Linked DNA regions of Mus musculus: regions 2 and 3 are each linked to region 1. A link is a loop called in an ENCODE intact Hi-C map of the cell type or tissue named here. Cell type or tissue: heart. All regions are shown on one strand.

The links. Peaks named below come from ENCODE experiments on the same cell type or tissue, not always from the same donor. Only the 100,000 strongest peaks of a DNase experiment are listed, where the experiment ranks them.
Region 2: it touches region 1 in a loop (5-fold over the local background); 2 of 42 quality-filtered maps call a loop at or near these places.
Region 3: it touches region 1 in a loop (2.5-fold over the local background); 2 of 42 quality-filtered maps call a loop at or near these places.

The regions. Positions count from the first base shown.
Region 1 is chr13:55,181,619-55,184,118 of GRCm38, reverse strand. No RefSeq gene overlaps it. Among named protein-coding and RNA genes, the nearest start is that of Nsd1, 27 kb to the left of the region's middle. In heart, a CTCF peak has its summit at 1,318; a DNase peak (open chromatin) is centred at 1,348; H3K4me3 peaks cover 749 bases; H3K27ac peaks cover 745 bases.
Region 2 is chr13:55,257,331-55,259,830 of GRCm38, reverse strand. All of the region lies in intron 5 of Nsd1 (nuclear receptor-binding SET-domain protein 1), which reads right to left. Among named protein-coding and RNA genes, the nearest start is that of Nsd1, 49 kb to the right of the region's middle. In heart, a CTCF peak has its summit at 976 (motif pointing right); no DNase peak of the experiment used is centred here.
Region 3 is chr13:55,287,990-55,290,489 of GRCm38, reverse strand. It overlaps Nsd1 (nuclear receptor-binding SET-domain protein 1), which reads right to left. Exons shown (of 23, transcript NM_008739.3): 13 at 235-435. Among named protein-coding and RNA genes, the nearest start is that of Rab24, 33 kb to the left of the region's middle. In heart, a CTCF peak has its summit at 1,432 (motif pointing left); no DNase peak of the experiment used is centred here.

The sequences.
Region 1 (2,500 bases):
TAGCAAAATTACAGTTATGAAGTAGCAATGGAAATAATTTTATGGTTGGGGTCACCATACCATAAATGAACTGTATTAAAGGGTTGCATGCAGCATTTGGAAGGTTGAGAACCTCTGTTCTAAAGCCTAATATATATGTATATGTGTGTGTGTGTGTGTGTGTGTATATATACATATACATATATATATCATACATAGATACATAGAATATATAAATATGTATACACACATATATACACACATATGCATATACATATGTGTATACACACACATATATGTGTATGTATACACATATATAAACACACACATAACTGTATATATGAGGGAAAGCAAAGGCTTCACCCCTCAGACCAGCCTTTCTACAACAGAGGTACAGACAGTCTCTCCCCCAACCTCTTGTGCAAGCATGTCTCTCCCCACGAAGAACTCTGCTCTGCCAGCTCAGCTGAAGCAGCTTAGCCTCCAGATGCTGGCAGACAGAGGCTGGAGCTGGACTGTGAGCCTAGGATCAGAAGCTGCTGCAGCCTGATTGGGAGCAACCCTGACCAGGTTCACATTCTGGCTGGGTAATCTTGGGCAGGCTGTCTGACTTGTCAGTTGGGAATTTGAATGGACTGTCCGTCACTGGGATGTGGTAAGAATTCTCAGTAGATCTCTGAGTCACCTAAAGATACTACTATGAGCCGGGCGTGGTAGTGCACGCCTTTAATCCCAGCACTCGGGAGGCAGAGGCAGGCAGATTTCTGAGTTCGAGGCCAGCCTGGTCTACAGAGTGAGTTCCAGGAGACAGCCAGGGCTACACAGAGAAACCCTGTCTCGAAAAACGAAAAAAAAAAAAAAAAGACACTAAAACAAACCATTTATTTAATTCTTTTAGGGGAGTGTGCACCAGTGTAGGTCAGAGGGCAGCTTTCAGGAGTCTGATCTGTCCCTCCAATGTGTGGGTTCCAGTGACTCAACTCAGATCATCAGATTTGGCGGTGAGCATCTTTACCTGATAAGCCAGCCCTCCTTTAGCTCCTGCTTATTAATTATTATTATTATTTTATGTGCATTGGTATGTCCGGGTAAGGGTATCAAATCTTTTTTTTTTTAATTTCTTTTCTTTTTTTTTTGGGGGGGGGTATCAAATCTTGGAGTTACAGACAATTGTGAGCTGCCATGTGGGTGCTGGGAATTGAACCCAGGTCCTCTGGAAGAGCACTCATTGCTTTTAGTCACTGTCTCCAGCCCCACTTAGTTTTTCTATTTTTGCTGACTCAGAGGAGCAGGGCCTCCCTGATGCACTGTCACCCCCATGTGACTAAGCACGGGAATTACATAGAGGAGTTCTCAGGGAGGGAAGGAGCCCTGGACTCCTTCACTGCAAGCCTGGGCTTCCTGGCCCTCGTCACTTCTCTGTCTGGCGTCTCCCGGGCTCCCAAACCCTGAGCTGTCAACGTCTGAGAAGAGAGTAGCTTGCTTCTGGGCTCAGGGCATTTGTTGTGCCTTTTAGGACTCTAGAATGTAGTGGCTCCTTCGTACGCTTTCAAGGCCCCTTATAAAAACTAGGTTTGGCTCGGCCTTAGCGCCATCTTCTTTGAAACTCCTGCGCCACGAGAGGGAAGTGGCGGAAGAAGAGAATGCGAATGAATGCGCAGGCTGAGGCGCAAGAGAAGAGAAGAAAGAAGAGGCAGAGGTCCAAGTAAATTAGCTTGTGCACCCACGAAGCCTGCAGGAGCAGAGAGGTAAGGGATGCCGAAGGCCAGGACACCGGAACAAGTTGTTGATCTGTATGCTGCTGTCGGTAGTAAGTCTCAGTGGACCTGGAACGTGATCTGGCCGAGATCACCTGGGAAAATGACTGCCTTTCTTATAACCCAAACAGTCCGGCTGGCTCTCTGCCCTGGACCTTTGGCATTCTGGACTAGGTCTGTTCTCACTTGTGGCCAAGTGTAACTCGTGTACAATAGATACTCTTGCTGTCAGCTGAAGAATCATAAATAAATAAATAAATAAATAAATAAATAAATAAATAAGAAAGGAAAAACAAAACAAAACAAAAAAACTAGGTCTGGAGGTGCAAGCCTGTAAGCTTGGTGGTGGAAAGTGAAGAGACTCCGAAGTTCAAGGTCAGCTAGGTGTGGGGGTGCACACTTTCTGGCATTTGGGAGGCGGGGTCAGGCCTATCTCTGTGGTTTGAGGCCAGGGGGGACTACATAGTAGGACTAACTCAAATAGAAGTTCCAGGTTATTCTTGGTTACATTGTGACTTTAGGGGCAACCTGGGCTATAAGAGAGTCTATCTTAAAAACAAATTGACTGGGCTGGTGAGATGGCTCAGTGGGTAAGAGCACCCGACTGCTCTTCCGAAGGTCCTGAGTTCAAATCCCAGCAACCACATGGTGGCTCACAACCATCCCTAACGAGATCTGACTCCCTCTTCTGGTGTGTCTGAAGACAGCTACAGTATACTTACATATAATAATAAATAAATCTTAAAAAAAAAAAACAAATTGAC
Region 2 (2,500 bases), 76 kb before region 1:
GCAAACATCTGATATTCTTCTTGATAAGAAACCCTTTTGGGAGCCGGGTGTGGTGGCGCACGACTTTAATCCCAGCACTTTGGAGGTAGAGGCAGGAGGATTTCTGAGTTCGAGGCCAGCCTGGTCTACAGAGTGAGTTCCAGGACAGCCAGAGCTATACAGAGAAACCCTGTCTCGAAAAAACTAAAAATAAAACAAACAAACAAACAAACAAAAAGACAGAATTTTTCTTACTGTTTTATGTTACATAATATATACCTATAAATGAACCAAAGTAGAGAAATTGCCCAACCAATGTAGCAAAGTTGTCTCACGTTCCTGCTGCCACGATGATGTTCTGTCTACAATGAACCATGCATGCTAACCATTGAAGCTGTGTCTTGGTTAAACATGCCTAGGAATAAGTATACACATTCATACTCATAACTTTATGCTCTGAAGCAACTATAATAGATTATAATTTGATAAATTCCCCACTAGACATTCAAGTTTCATAATACTAATAACATTTATTTCTAATGTGAAGGAACATGTTAAGAACATGTTGGGAAACAACATGAATTCACTATTTCCAACTACTTAACACTCAAGGATCTCAAATTCTCAGTTCAACATGCCAAGCAGAAACTGGTATTTCCATTTTATAAATAATGCAACTAAAGCTCAGAAAGGGAAAGTGAGTTTTCAAACTCACTGTTATTAAGTAGGGTAAGCCATGATAAAAATCAGTCTGTCCACTCTACAATCCTTGGGTTCTCTTTACTAAAGAAAGCTCCTGGGTCAGCGCTGGATCCCTCTCACCTAGGTCTCAAAGCTTTCTTGTTCCCTTTCTTTGTGAGGATGCTGTTCCCATTATACAGTAGATATTTGCTTTTCTCATTGAAAATACTCAAGAAAAGCTTCAGTTCTTTAAAAAAAAAAAAAAAAAGATTTATTTATTCATTATGTATACAGCATTCTCCTACATGTATGCCTGAAGACCAGAAGAGGGCACTATTTTTCATTACAGATGGTTGTGAACCACCATGTGGTTGTTGGGAATTGAACTCAGGACCTCTGAGTCATCTCTCCCCCACAGAAGCTTCAGTTCTTTAGCTAAGCACTTCTTTGAGACAAACCAAAAAGCCTGTAGATGCCGAAGATTGGATACTGGATACCTTCAGGTTTCTGCAAATCGCATGCACTACTCCTCATCAAAATCATGTACAACAATACATTAACATTTCTAGGTCTCAGGTTGCCTTGGTAGCACATGCCTTTAGTCACAGTAGAGGCATGCTTCTATAAATTAGTAAAAATGTACTGTAAATTCCAACAACAAAGGTAAACATTAAGCTAATGAAACAATTTTATTCACATTAAGAGATTTTGTAGGAGTTGGTGAGATGGACTGGAGAGATGGCTCAGTGGGTAAGAGCACTGACTACTTTTCCAAAGGTCCTGAGTTCAAATCCAAGCAACCACATGGTGGCTCACAACTACCTGTAATGAGATCTGACGCCCTCTTCTGGCATGCCTGAAGACAGCTACAGTGTACTTAAATGTATAATAATAAAGAAATATTTGGGCCAGAACAAGCAGGAACTGAGTAGCTTGAATTCTATATACATATAGCTCGTTTATAAAATTCCAAACATTTTTAACTAGGTTCTAAATGGGGATAGAATTAAAAGTGATGGTTAGAATGAATTTTAGAAAAATACTGATGGGGGCAATGATGGCTCTCCCAGAGGTACTGAGTTCAAATCCCAGCAACCACATGGTGGCTTACAACCATCTGTAATGGGATCAGATACACTCTTCTGCTGTGTCTGAGGACAGGTACAGTGTACTCATATGCATAAAATAAATAAATCTTAAAAAAAAATACTAATGGAATGCAAGCTTTCCTTTTTCTGTCCTGCTTATAAAATGCTTAATGTAACAATTAAGAAGTACAAGTTAGAGCTGAGATGCATTGTCAAACAGATACCCAATAATCCAGGAAAGGGCTATGAACAATGTATGCTCCTAATTCTAAAGAGACAAAGAAGTATTTTAAGGTTACTGACCATAGGAGATGCTAAATTTTCAAAAACACTAGACATTTAATAAAGGGAAGATTTAACAAATTACAGCAACCAGTAAGAAAAATAACGTATAATTTAATAGTTATCATTAATATGACAGCAAGAAACCACAGGATATATCTGGAAAACAGACTGAACTGCTGAGGGATCCAAAAAGTATTAATTTTCTGTATCTTTTAAATGTTGAATTGTGCCAATATATTACCATGTTTCCTCTTCTAGAAAATTGAAGATTGAGAATTTATCTCAATTGACAGTGCTTGCTGAGCACTGATGAAGCCATGGTTCACCATCCAGCACCATAATACAATGGTACAGTAGCGATTCCTTTAATTCTGGACTCAGAAAAATTAAGAATTCAACGTCATTCTTGGCTATAAAAGAGTTTGAGGGCAGTTTCGGCTGCAAGATACTATGTCTCAACAAAAACA
Region 3 (2,500 bases), 110 kb before region 1:
AGGAGTTGTCTTCAAACAAAATTCTATGATACCGTACTATTTTAAACTGCCAGCTGGAAACTCCATAGTATACCACATGCTAAGACGGAATTCATCATTCCCTAGGCCAAAGCCTTGCTAATTTACCTGAGGCTATGAAGAAATGTTCCAGACTGCACTTGAAAATAACTCCTGCCAAATTAACGCAAGTCTTAGAAATAGATTGGTTTATATTAAAAAAAAAAAAATCCATACCTTTAGAAGCAGATACATTGGCTGGATTAGCAGCATGGCAGGTTATACAAATGTGGAGGGGGCACCTGAAGCCCTTGTTCTGTGTGACAGTCGGTGGGTACTTCTGGACACACTCTTCATGGTAAAATTTCCCACATAAGGGTAGAAGGCACCTTTTCACATCTTCTCCACTCTGCTTACATACAAAACAGGTATGGATTCCTGGGAAAAAGAAAAGGCAACAAATTAATACTTTTACAAGATGCTATCCCAATCTAGGCATTCTGTGTTAGTGAAGAGCTTTATAAAATTTACCAAACTGAAAAACCTACCCTAACAAATGAACAACTTTAGTATCTTACTTAATAAGTGCACAATCTGATCAGATACATGCTTATTGGTATGACGTAACAGGATGTCTAGTATACCATCTACCAAGCATTCCTATTAAAAGAGAAACAATTTTCGTCAAGCCCAGGCTCTAGATGCAACTATATCGTAGGAGATACAGGAAACAAGCAGATGCCTAGAGGTCCCAGTAGGCATAAGTGTTTCTCTATCCTGATGACTTATATAGTAGAGAATTAACACCCATAAAATTGTTCTCTTGACTTCCATACAGGGATTGTGGCACATGTATGCACTGAACGAATGAATAAATTTTAAAATTTTATATATGTGAATATACACAGTCACTGTCACACCAGAAGAGGGTATCAGATCCCATTACAGATAATTGTATGTGGTTGCTGGGGATTGGACTCAGGACCTCTGGAAGAGCAGTCAATGCTTTTAACTGCTGTGCCATCTCGTCAGTCCTCAATAAATTTTTTGAAGACAGAAAACAGAGGAACAAGTTAGAGGAACATATTAAACATGCAACCAATCAAATTTAGAGGGTAGAAAATTCAACAGGACAGTCAAAGCTTCAGCAAATAAATGACCAAAAAACCAAAACCAACCAAACCAAACAAACGAAAACACGGCAAGATGAGGACTACAAATGCCAAGTAAGAGATAAAATACTAAAACTGTACATAATAGGCACACTTTTTCTTCCCCCCTGTCCTTCCTTCTCTCCCTCCCTTCCTGAGACAGAGTCATCAGATTAACCTACAATTTACTATTTAATAGAAAATAACCTTCAGGGCTGGCGAGATGGCTCGGTGGGTAAGAGCACTGACTGTTCTTCCAAAGGTCCTTAGTTGCAACCACCTGTAATAAGATCTGATGCCCTCTTCTGGCGCATCTGAAAACAGCTACAGATGCTTTAAAAAAAAAAAAAAAAAGAAGCTATGTCTTTTTTGTAAAAAAAAAAAAAAAAAAAAAGAACCTTCAACTCTTAATTTTTTTTTTTTTTTAAAGATTTATTTATTTATTATATGTAAGTACACTGTAGCTGTCTTCAGACACTCCAGAAGAGGGAGTCAGATCTTCTTACAGATGGTTGTGAGCCACCATGTGGTTGCTGGGATTTGAACTCCAGACCTTCGGAAGAGCAGTCGGGTGCTCTTACCCACTGAGCCATCTCACCAGCCCCCAACTCTTAATTTTTTTGCCTTCACTTTCCAAGTGCTGGGATTACAGGCATACTCTACCACACCTGGCTTTGTAGGCTGACGTAAAATGCTATAAACAGATACCTTTGTTTTGGGAAAGGGTGGCCTATACCTTTAAACCCAGTATTTGGGAGGCAGGCAGAGGCAGGTGGACCTCTAAGGTCAATGTCAGCCTGGTCTACAAGGCTTGGTTGTTTTTTTTTGAGACAGGGTTTCTCTGTTTAGCCCTGGCTGTCCTGGAACTCACTTTGTCCTGGAACTCACTTTGTAGACCAGGCTGGCTTCGAACTCAGAAATCCACCTGCCTCTGCCTCCCGAGTGCTGGGATTAAAGGCGTGCGCCATCTTGCCCTGCTTTTTTTTTTTTTTTTTTTTTTTGCAGACTCTCGTCTTGAAAAACAAAAAACGAACTTTAAACATAGCTTTATACACCTTTAATCTCAGCAGTCAGAAAGCGGACAGGTAAATCTGAGGTTTAGCATGGTCTATAAAGTAAGTCTCAAGACAGCCAAGACTACATAGAGAGACCCTGCCTCAAAACAAAACTAAAAAAGTAAACTCTGTCACTGAAAGGACTGACCTTACTTCTACAAGCACCCACAAAAAATCCTCAAGTAGTATCTTACTTTTATTTCTTGTTTGTGCGACAAAATTTCCTAACAAAGCAAGTTATAAAAGAAAGGGTTTATTTTAGCTTACAATTTCAGATTATGGTCTACCATTGCATTC